3 separate regions of the Homo sapiens genome follow, and regions 2 and 3 are each linked to region 1. A link is a contact called in ENCODE Hi-C or POLR2A ChIA-PET data. All regions are on one chromosome and are shown on one strand. The core of a region is the stretch at or near the end of the contact, and the rest is flanking DNA. Distances in the headings are between cores, read along the strand shown.

Evidence for each region. A loop is a pair of places that touch in the nucleus more often than their neighbours do. ChIA-PET counts read pairs that join two places held with the same protein, here RNA polymerase II (POLR2A). Pooled maps may share reads with other maps.
Region 2: a loop to region 1 is called in a pooled map, with 11 times the contacts of the local background. The contact joins the enhancer-like site here to the promoter of ATP1B3 in region 1. A Hi-C loop is called at or near these places in 4 of 50 pooled maps. POLR2A ChIA-PET finds 5 or more read pairs at or near these places in 2 of 52 experiments (PC-9 and activated CD4-positive, alpha-beta T cell).
Region 3: a loop to region 1 is called in a pooled map, with 5 times the contacts of the local background. The contact joins the enhancer-like site here to the promoter of ATP1B3 in region 1. A Hi-C loop is called at or near these places in 1 of 37 single-sample maps with no recorded cell type and 3 of 50 pooled maps. POLR2A ChIA-PET finds 5 or more read pairs at or near these places in 3 of 52 experiments (GM12878, HEK293 and T-cell).

Annotation. Positions count from the first base shown.
Region 1 is chr3:141,874,940-141,878,833 of GRCh38, forward strand. It overlaps ATP1B3 (ATPase Na+/K+ transporting subunit beta 3), which reads left to right and starts at 1,704. Exons shown (of 7, transcript NM_001679.4): 1 at 1,704-1,971. The coding sequence starts at 1,863. RefSeq lists silencers at 599-658, 1,529-1,658, 1,929-2,498.
Region 2 is chr3:142,507,484-142,511,377 of GRCh38, forward strand. ATR (ATR checkpoint kinase) reads right to left here. Exons shown (of 47, transcript NM_001184.4): 28 at 448-626. Among named protein-coding and RNA genes, the nearest start is that of XRN1, 61 kb to the left of the region's middle. Within about 2 kb of position 1,713, at least 2 of the 41 ENCODE cell types and tissues checked have a DNase peak (open chromatin) inside an H3K27ac peak, as active enhancers do.
Region 3 is chr3:141,335,574-141,339,467 of GRCh38, forward strand. It overlaps a transcript of ZBTB38 not described here. Among named protein-coding and RNA genes, the nearest start is that of ZBTB38, 31 kb to the right of the region's middle. RefSeq lists an enhancer at 1,758-1,837. Within about 2 kb of position 1,943, at least 4 of the 41 ENCODE cell types and tissues checked have a DNase peak (open chromatin) inside an H3K27ac peak, as active enhancers do; they include GM12878, where a contact is called at or near this core.

The sequences.
Region 1 (3,894 bases), core at 454-2,953:
GGCGCCCGCTACCACGCCCGGCTAATTTTTTTGTATTTTTAGTAGAGACGGGGTTTCACCGCGTTAGCCAGGATGGTCTCGATCCTGACCTCCTGATCCGCCTGCCTCGGCCTCCCAAAGTGCTGGGATTATAGGCGTGAGCCACCGCGCCCGGCAGGTAACATTCTTTAGTTCTTTCAATCTTGCCTATGATTTAAAGAAGTGCATTCCAGTCTGCTTGCATGGTGCTTTGCTATTTCTAATACTCATTTCATGCCAAACTCTCCAACATGCTTCTACAAATCTTTTGGTGTCATTAGCTCAAAACGTAAATGGATTTTGGTTATTTTCAATGTCATAATTATAAATTTAGCTTTTTTAAGCGTGAAAAAAGCACTTTATAGGAATATATTTTACCACTTTTCCATTTGTGGGAGGTATAATTCATTATTTCTTGCTTTGGTAAGAAAAGTGAGGAAAAAGGAAAATTCATCCATTTGCAGGCTGTTTAAACTTCCAGACAGATTATAATTCATCACTCCAAACAATAAGATGGCTATTACATTTCTCCATAATTTTTATTTGCTAATAAAACGGAGGCAGAGCTTTTTTCTAAAAATAAATAAATAAACAACAACAACAACAACCTCCCCCACCCCGCACCTTCTGTGCAAATTCCTATAAAGTCTTTTATCCTGTCGCTGAGTCTGAGGGCACCCCCCCTCCCGTACTCGTCAGCTCCATCTCGCGGAGGAAAACGCTACCGGCACCCTCAGCTCCGCCCAAGGGCCGCGATCTCTACAGGGGAGATGAAAAGCCGGCGACACTACACAGGCGTGGACCCTCCAACGAGTGTTCCTTTCCTGTGGGTTAAGAGTAGGAGCGTCTGGGCAAAAGCTGGGAGCTTTCAGTTGCCAGGACCCTTGGGAAAGCACGTATTTAGATTTCATTGATAAATTCAACTGAATCCCGAGAAAAATTATACTCCATTCACTGGCATATTTAGAACGGAATTCCCATTGACCCGAGGCTCCCGGTTGAACCCTTCAAGGGAGCCAAGCGAGGACGTTCTCAGAACAGCAGTGCACCGTGTACATTGTGGGAGCCCCGCGCGATCCCCCGCAGAGCGTCCTGTAGGAACGTCACAGAGCCCAGAGAGCGTCCTGTAGGAACGTCACAGAGCCCAGAGAGCGTCCTGTAGGAACGTCACAGAGCCCAGAGAGCGTCCTGTAGGAACGTCACAGAGCCCAGAGAACGCCTGGGGACGGTCGGGGAGGCAGTTCGGGGAGGGGACGATTAAGTTCCCTCAGAGAGGAAGCCGCGGGCCGACTGGAGTCGTTTTCGTGCTCTCCGCACCCGCCCGCCGCGGGTAGCATCTTCTCAGCGCCCCGGCGCCCAGGAACGCCCAGGAAACCCAGTCCTCCTCCTAAGCAACCTGCGGCGCGGGGACGCCCGCCTTTTGCTATTATTATAAACGTGCGTGCGACTAAACCTTCGGATTTTTAGACTTTCTTCTCGCTTCCTCTGACCCAGGCTGAGGGAGCCCCCGAGGCTACTGCGGGGCGGGGCCGGGGCGGGGTGGGGCGCCCTCGCCGCCTCAGGCAGCGCCCCGGCCGCTGGCGGGAGGCGGCAGCGGCGCGGGCCGAGCGGCGCGGGGATTGGCTGCGGCGGGCGGAGACGTCAGGCTCCCGCGGCCCAAGCGGCCGCCCGGCGCGGCGCGGCGCAGTCGGCTCGAGTACTCCCCGTAACGAGGAGGTGTTCTCGGCCGTCCCACCCTTCACTGCCGTCTCCGGGCTGCGCCGCCGGAGCCGGGACGCGCCTCCGCAGCCCTCGCCGCCTCCATCCCCGCGGCCGCAGCTCCTCTCGCCGTCCGCGCGCACACCATGACGAAGAACGAGAAGAAGTCCCTCAACCAGAGCCTGGCCGAGTGGAAGCTCTTCATCTACAACCCGACCACCGGAGAATTCCTGGGGCGCACCGCCAAGAGCTGGGGTGAGCGGGCAGCAGCTGGGCGTCCGGGGCCGGCCTCGGTCCCGGGGGCGCCGGGCGCGGTCTGGTGGGAACGGAAAGGCGGGAGGCGGCTCCCAGCGCCGGGGCTCCCGACCGCCCGACCCTAACCCGGGCGGCGGCGGCGCAGTGCGGCCCCATTCATTGCTCCCCGGGCCGGCCGGACTGGCCGCAGCTCGCTCCCGAAGCAGCGGGGCCCGCGGGCAGCCCGGCCGGGCCGCGCTGGTTCCTCCCTCCCTGCTGGGAGCGGGGCGCACGTGCTGCCCGGGCCTCCCGCCCGGCGCGGCGCCGGAAGCCGGGGACCCCTGCCCGAAGCCGGGCCCCGAGAGTGCAGGAGCCGAGCCCCCGGGCCTCCTTTGTACGGAGCGCTCCGGCCCGAGAGGCCCTGGCGGAGGCGCCCGGCCCGCTGAGCGGTTCGGAGAAGCCAGACCCTGCCCCACTCCAGGGGAGAGGAAATTTCCACTCCCGCCGCTATCTTGTGACTCGTCCACGCTGCCACCCCGACCGGTCGGAAGAGTGCGACTGAGTGTTAAGTGTGGGTGTGGGTTGCTTAAACGTGTAGCGGTGAGTTAATCACAGAAGTACATTGTACAAGAAAATGCACTTGAATTTGGACAGTGAAAAGGCCCTTAAAAAGGTTGGTTCCTCCCGGATTCCTTTTTAATTACAGAGGTTTTCTTCCTTACAAATTTGCTTCTTTGGGGAAAGTAAATCCTGTCTGAACAACACAGGTTTTTTTTTTTTTTCCCGTGTCTTCAAAACAGGAGAGTGATGGTTGTATGTTAGCAGATTTTTTCTATGCGTGAGCTCTTTGTTTTAATATATTTAAACCATCTACCGTGTAGAGTAGCTTTAGGATGCCTTTTTTTCCTAAAATTGTATCAATCTCTGAATGCAGGCTAGAGCTTTTTTTTTTTTTTGCCTTTATACTTAAGTAAACTAATTTTACCTTTTTAAATCCTTTTGAAACATTTTGTTAGTGGGTCTTGAAAGACCATTTCTTTCTGAGTGGGAATAAATCTCGAGAGCTTAGAACTATTTGGGCACAACATTTTTAGGATAAGCATGGAGAAATAAGCTGTGACTCAGAAAATAAACTGTTGGTGCAGACTGAAATGGACTCCTTCAGGGTGAAAAGGCGACTTGAAGTCTTATCACAAGCTGAAAGGGGCCTTGGAGGATTTTTAGCCCAACCCCCACTTTAGAGATGAGAAAAATGAGACCCAGAGAGGTTGTGATTTTTGCCTTGTGTAAAATTACATATGCCACAAAGCCAAGAAAAGAACCCAGTTCTCCTTTAATCCTAGTCCAGCGGTTGTATTATTTTACAGATGCCTTGCCTAACTGCATGGTAATCACTCATGATTTTTATTTAAATTGCTGTTTTCTTTTGGGAACCCACTAGTGTGATGAAGAAATAAATCTTGCATCCAGACTTACATGGGAACAAAAGATGAACATTTATAAAGCTTAATTGCTTGTTTCTAGAGTGTACTAACTTTTTGCTGAAGAAATTTTTGAGTGGTGGAGAGAGATTAATTTTGATAGGCTACCTTCCTCCCTTTCTCCCTTCCCCAGTGCTTCCTCATTTCCAGAACGGAGTAACTCCACTTTGTGTTAGAATGACATTTCTTACTGCAGATAGTGCTCTTCAACCTTTGTATTGTATGACCTAGGGTAGAGATTTTATTTTATTGAGTCAATGCATTTAAATAGATAACATGCACAAATAAATAGAGAGCAATGTGTAAGGACTGTAAAACTAGTACAAGTGAAGTTGGGATTCATTTTGGAAGGATTAAGTCAATCTCTTCAAAATCGATAAGTATTACTCTTATCAGTAAATTTTTTGTTTATTGTAATAATAGTAAGTCAGTGAAGAATGGCATATATAGGTGAAAATTAACC
Region 2 (3,894 bases), core at 463-2,962, 630 kb after region 1:
AGTTCGCACCCTCCAAGAAGTTTGGGCAACTTAAAAAGTCTTCTATTATTTGTGATCTTTCCTCTACCATTCCAAAACCGACACTTTACTCTTTGGCATATACCATGCTCTTTTCAAACACTCCACAGAGATGCCTCTGATTATAATGTCTTGCCTCCCTATACTGCTCATTTTTTAAGACACCATCTCCAAGAAGCCATTCCTGACCTCTGGCTCATCCGCTTCCATCTCCCACCCTATTCCACATGGATGAGTTAAGTGTCCTTCCTCAGGGTACATGTGTGTTACTGTACTTAAAATATTATACCAAATTGATGTTTATCTCTCCCCACTAATCTATAAGCTTCTAAGCATAGCATATAAAACATTCAATAAAATGAACAACATAAACATAAAAGACTGGCCACATTAATTTTCATTATTAAATTCACTATATTAACTTCAGACCTGTAAAAATCCAAGATGTTCCTGAATATTTTGCTTCTTTTCTGTAATAAATGATTCAAAGTGCATTACAGCTCGTGTGTATGCTTTGGAGCGAAAGGAAGCTACTGCCAGAGTATCCTGGGGTATGAGGTCTAGAAAACGGGTTACACTCTGATAGTCTTCATAATCCACAGTAGATACTAGATCATAAAAAAAGTTGAGTAATTAAAGACTTATAAGATAAAATTTAAAAGTGTCAATTTAAGTATTTAAGTTCAATTTATTTCACTAAACAAATTAATCTGAATATATTAGGATATCATATTTAGAATGTAACTAACAACAGAACAATTGTTCAGAGAGTCTTGCTCCAACTCTGCCATTATAACTTACCTTTCTTTGGACAGTCATTTAATTTACTGAGCCTCTATTTCTTTACCTATAAAAGGAAAATGTTAGTACCTGTCTTGCCTTCCTTACAACGTTGTTGGTGAGGATTAAATATCAATCTATTATTAAATTTTGAAAAGATATAATGATGATACAAAAGATACAAGATTAGTCATTATTTTTGATGACTATAAAAAATGATTAAATGTAGCTATTTTGTAGGGAAACTTCAAAACTATGGAAATAATCTTTTTTAAAGTTTAGAATTCATTGTTATCCACCTATTTTTTCTTGGTTGCCAAAAATACAGTATCACCTATTACAATAGAAATTGAAAGTAATGGCTGGGCATGATGGTTCACGCCTGTAATCCCAGCACTTTGGGAGGCCGAGGCAGGCGGATCACAAGGTTAGGAGATCGAGACCATCCCGGCTAACACGGTGAAACCCCGTCTCTACTAAAAATACAAAAAAATTAGCCGGGCGTGGTGACGGGTGCCTTTAGTCCCAGCTACTCGGGGGGCTGAGGCAGGAGAATGGCGTGAACCTGGGAGGCGGAGCTTGCAGTGAGCTGAGATCACGCCACTGCACTCCAGCCTGGGTGACAGAGCGAGACTCCGTATCAAAAAAAAAAAAAAAAAGAAAGAAATTGAAAGTAAAAGTGCCTTCAAAGTAAAACCACAAGTACTTTAGGATAATTTTTCAAGAGTGTACAAAAAGACAAAAATTAAAAACTTCTAAATGAGGACAGTCTAGTTTATGAATTATTTAAAACTTCTAAATTTTAATGATTCATAAGTGTGTAGAAAACAGGCAACAAATTTCTTCAAAATTTAAATAAGGCAGTATATTTTATTTTTATTTATTTACTTACTTTTTAAAAAAAATTATTTTGATCTCATTCTCACTGAGGCTGCAGTGCAGTGGCAAGATCATAGCTCACTGCAGCCTTCACCTCCTGGACTTAAGTGATCCTGCCTCAGCCTCCCGAGTAGCTGGGACCATAGGCATGTGCCACCACGCCTGGCCAAGTTTTGTATTTTTTGTAAAGATGAAGTCTCATTATGTTGCACAGGTTGATCTTGAACTCCTGAGCTCAAGTGATCCTCCTGCCTCGGCCTCCCAAAGTGCTAGGATTACAGGTGTGAGCTACCACACCTAGCCTAAGGTAGTATATTCTAAACAGATTATATTTAAAATAAGGTCCTTATTTCCATCAAAATTTGTAGATGATTTCAAATTCTGATTTTTTTTTTTTTTTTTTTTTTTTTTTTGGAGACAGGGTCTCACTCTGCTGCCCAGGCTGGAGTGCAGGGGTGTGATCTTGTCTCACCGTAGCCTCAATCTCACAGGCTCAAGCAATCCCCACACTTCAGCCTTGTGAGTAACCTAGGACTACAGGTGCACACCACCACACCCAGCTAATTTTTGTATTTTTTGTAGAGATGGGGGTCTCTACAAAAATGTTAAAGAAATGTTAAAGGTATTGTACTTTTGAATCATTACAAATGTTATTCTTAAAAGCTAGAATTTTGGCCAGGCACAGTGGCTCACGTCTGTAATCCCAGCACTCTGGGAGGCCAAGGCAGGTGGATCGCCTGAGCGCAGGAGTTTGGGACCACCCTGGGCAGTGTGGTGAAACCCTGTCTCCATTAAAATACAAAAAATTAGTCGGGTATGGTGGCATGTGCCTGTAGCCCCAGCTACTCAGGAGGCTGAGGCACAAGAATCGCTTAAGCCTGGGAGGTGGAGGTTGCAGTGAGCCAAGATCATGCCACTGCACTCCAGCTTGGGCTATAGAGTGAGACTGTCTCAGAAAAAAAAAAAAAAAAAAAGCTACTGTCACTGAAAATGGTGATAATAGAGTGTTTGGTTTTACAGTACCATTTTGACATGCAGAAATAAAAACTAACAGGCTGGTTGTGCTGGCTCACACCTATAATTCCAACACTTTGGGAGATCGAGGCAGATGGACTGCTTGAGCCCAGGAGTTAGAGACCAGCCTGGCCAACATGGTGAAGCCCCGTCTCTACTAAAAGTACAAAATATTAGCTGGGCATGAGGCATGAGAATCACTTGAACCCAGGAGGTGGAAGCTGCAGTGAGCCAAGATCACACCACTGCAACTCCAGCCTGGGCAACAGAGAGAGACTTAGTCTCAAAAAAAGAAAAAAAAATTAAAAAACAAACATTCAATAGTTAAATATAAAAATATATTAATAGCCACATTCCAGACAAAAACATTCTCCAAGCAGGTAATTATTGGCAAGTCCAGGAAATTTCAGAAAAATAATAAACTATTTTGCTTAACAACAGGAAAGTATCTGCTTCAACAGAACAAGAGGGAGATGCTCACAAACTGAGAATTATGGAAGTGAAGGCCTCTTTAAGGACTGTTAGATAGTTTTTCAATTAGCCTGAAAGCCTGAAGGAAAAATACTTGATGTCTGTGAGAACAGCTAAGGTATAAGGCCAGATTATAACCATCCACTTATTGCCAAGAATGGAAAAAAAAAAAAGGTTCAAAGAAAGTAAGAATATCCATTAGTGTGTGATGAATATAATTCTTCTCATCAATGCTTATATCATAGGGACAAATTAGCAGTTGTCATTTTTAAATCAAGATTCTTCTTAGTGAAAGTTGTAATATCACAGGAAAAAAACAGTGCAAGGTAAGATAGAGCAGGGTGTAGTGTAGTAATGCATACTAAGCATATCTGGACAGCTGGCTAGATATCAAACACTACTAGAGACAAGAAAAATAAATAAATAAAAATAGCTTCTCTTTAGGCCATGAAATAAATAAAATTAAAATCTCCCTTGAAATTTAAAACTTAAATGTGAAAAAGATTACAAAGAATATTTTCCAAGTGAAGAATGACAAAGAACAGAGTACACACATACACACACACACACACACAAAAACTGAGGAAACATATAATATGTTAACAGGGAGGATTAGGTTAATAACAATATTAGCATCTCATTTATTTCACATTTTATAATTTATCTGTTCATCATCTCATTTATTCCTCACAATAATCTCCTAAGGGAGATAATATTAACCCCATTTTGGCC
Region 3 (3,894 bases), core at 693-3,192, 540 kb before region 1:
CCCTGGGCTGGGCTGGAAGAGACAGGAACAGGCACAGGCCTTCCGTGGCTGCTGCCTTGGCCACTGATGGCACAATTATCATTCCCCACAACAGGGCCCAGCTAGCCTCAGATCACCTCCCAGAGGCACCTCTGCTGAACTCTCCATGACATGTTGGTCCCACCAGTTTCTATCAATCACATCCGCATGCTGTTTCATCACAATAGTAACCACTGTTTAAAATGACCTGATTTATGTGTATCTGTTTATTTATTATGCCTTCTCCACTAGAATGTAAGCATTTATGTCTCATCCTCTACTACACCCCAGCACCTAGCACAATGCTGACACATAGTAGAATGCTCAGTAAATATGTGTTGAATGTATGAACCACAAGTGTCAAAGGGTATGAAATTGAAGGGGAAAATATCATATATTCTTTTCATTTTGCCTGTCATCACCTTTCTCTCTCTTACTACTGTGAGTTGAAAGCTGCTTTCTAAGAGCCAGTAGTGTGAAGCAGACTACTAGCAGACTGAAAGCAGACAGTCCTGTGCTGGAACTGCTAACCATGGGAGAAGGGACCCTCCCAACTTTACTTGGAAGGCTCTCAGTCTTGCCTGACTGCTGGTCGATGGGACGTTTGTCTTAAAGTATCAGCAAAGTACAAAGGCACTGGCTGGTGCCTGGATGAGCTTTATTCTCAGAAATATTCACATACTCTAAATGGGAGATGTCAAACCCATGCCAATAGCTCCATTAAAACCCAGGCTTCCCACCAAGAGCAACTGGCATGGTTTTCTATTTGCTTCTCTTGACCATCAGTGATAAAATTTACTATTTTATATAGAGAGACAGAACATGTGTTGGGCATCTCAGTAGTTCAAACCAAAGACAGAAAAACACCTCTTACATGTATGTAATAGATTTTTTTAAATATACAGTTTTCCTTTTTTTAATTAATTCATTTATTTATTATAGAGATGGAGTCTCACTGTGTTGGCCAGGGTGGTCTTGAACTCCTGGCCTCAAGCAATCCTTCCACCTCAGCCTCCCAAAGTGCTGGGATTACAGGTGTGAGCTACCACACCTGGCAGTAATAGATGAATTTACTTGTACAACAAACACAAATTTTTGTGTTGTGCGGTTTCTCACTAGGGCCACGGTCGGCCTCTGGGCAGAGATACTATTATGTGGTGTGGGATTTTCCCACATGGTAGGACATTTAGCATCCCCCGTCCCTGGGGAACTAAATGCCAGTAGCCCCCAGGAGAATTTGTGACATCCAGAAAATGCCCCCAGGCATTTCCAAACACCTTCTGATGGGTGAGACTGCCCATTTGAGAATCACTAGGCAGGGAAAAGTAAATTCCTTCATTTTACTTCAAATGGGGTGTGTTAGCATCATCTTGCTTGAGCAGCTTTAAAAAAATAGTTTCTAATTACGTACATAACACATTCTCTTTGCAAACAAATCCTATAGATAAAGCTGAAGTCTCCTTTGACGCCCACTTCCAGTTCTAGTCACTCCCCGCTTCTCTGAGGAAGTGAGAGTAACTGACATGGTTTCTACCTTCAAGACCCTTTGCTTTATGTTTATATACAGATGTAGGAACCTGCATACAAGTATAACGGAGTGTTGTTGGTGTGTGTTTGTGCTGTGTATTTCATCTGCAACTTGAATTTTTTACTCCACAATACCTGTTGAAGGTCTTTCCATGTCCAAACACGTAGAAATGCCTCATCCTACAGCCGAGTAATATGTAATGACTGCACAGCATTTTATCATGTTGATGGGCCTCTTAGCAAAGAGCTGCAAAGGAAATCAATTCCCTGGATGAGGCGTTGCCTGTGGTCTGGTCACAGGACCAAATTAGACAAAAGCTGAGGTCATTTTGAATCATCCCCTCCAACCCTGCCGCAGTCCACAGAACAAAGCAGTGGCCTGACTTGAATTTGAACATAGTATCTCTAAGCCTGGGTATTCTGGCATTGTGTAAACACAGATCTCTGAGCCTACTGCACTGAAATGGATTCATTTCCTTTTTTAGCTTCTGGCATGGCATTTTTAGTTGATAAATTGTGGTTCTAAGGAAGCAGGTTTGATGATCCCCTTTGTCCTTCAACCAAGTGTGTAAAGGAGGATGTTTACTTTTATGGGTAATTACAGGTCTATGAATTGAGCACTTAATATGAGGCACCTTCATCCCTTATCTCAAGTCCTCACAACAGTCCTTTGCAGGAGGTATTACTAGCTCATTTTTGCAGGGAAGAAAACTGAGACTTGCGGAGATTACATAATTTGTCTAAGGCAAATCAGTTAGTAAGTGACACAAACCCAGGGCTTACTCTCAGATAATAATTATCACTAATTTATTTATTTATTCAACAATATTCATTGAATGTCTATCATGTGCTGGAAATGGTACCCAGCACTAAGAATACATCAGTAAACAAGGTAGTAAACAAAGCCAACAAGCATATGAAAAAATGTTCAACATCACCAATCATTAGATAAATGCAAATAACCACAGTGAGATACCACCTTGCACCATCAGACTGGCTATTATTAAAAAGTCTAAAAATAACAGATGCTGGTGAGGTTGCAGAGAAAAGGGAACACTTATACACTGCTGGTGGGAGTGTAAACTAGTTCATCTGCTGTGGAAAGCAGTTTGGTGATTTCCCAGAGAACTTAAAACAGAACTGCCACTCCACCCAGCAATCCTATTACTATACTCAAAAAAAATACCCAAAGGAATATAAATCGTTCTGCTGTAAAGACACATGGATGCATGTTTATCGCAGCACCATTCACAATAGCAAAGACATGAATCAACCTAAATGCCCACCAGTGGTGGACCGGATAAAGAAAATGTGGTACATAGACACCATGGAATACTATGCAGCCATAAAAAGAATGAGATCATGCCCTCTGCAGTAACATGGATAGAGCTGGAGGCCATTATCCTAAGCGAATTCATGCAGGAACAGAAAAACAAATGCTGCATTTTCTCACTTAGAAGTGGGAGCTAAACATTGAGTACACATGGACACAAAGAGGAGAACAATAGACAACAGGGTCTACTTGACAGTGGAGGGTAGGAGAAGGGTGAGGGTCAAAAAACTTCCTATCAGGTACTATGCTTGTTACTTGGGTGATGAAATAATCTACACGCCAAACCCCTGTGACATGCAATTTGCCTATGTAACAAATCTGCACATTGTACCCCCTGAACCGAAAAAGAAAGTTGGAAAGTTGGAAGAAAAAGAAAATAAAACAAAGATGAGATCTTTGCCCTTCTAGATTCTAGACCTGACATTCTAGTGGGGGACAGAATAGGTAAACAAACAATCTTTTAGGGAACATTAAGTACTATGAATGAACATCTTTTAGGGAACATTAAGTACTATGAATGACCATAAAGCATAATAAAGGGACAATGAGTTGCAGAAGGGCCTTTTTAGAAAGGGTGTTGGATAAGACCTCCCTGGAGTTGTGACATTCAAGCAGAGACCTGAATGAAGCAAGAGAGTGGGCCATGCCAAATCTCAAGTGAACCAGTGTTGCAGGCAGAGATCAGTAGGTGCAAAGGCTCTAAGGCAGGATATTCTGGATATGTTCAGGAAACATAAAAAGGCTGACAAGGTCATATTGGAGTCACCAAGGCAGAGAGAGATAGGAGGTAAGATCAGAGAGGAAGCCAGACCCAGTTCACTTGAACTGTTCTAGGCCTAACATGCCACTCCACCAGCAACTCCACGGGTTGATTCTGAATGTGATAGGAAGCCTTTGGAGCATTTTGAACAGAAGAGTAGTATGATCTTGTTTAAGTTTTTAGAGAATCATCCTGGCTCCTATGTGGAGAAATGTTGGTAGGTGGGGAAGAGTAGATTTAAGGACACAAAGTAGGA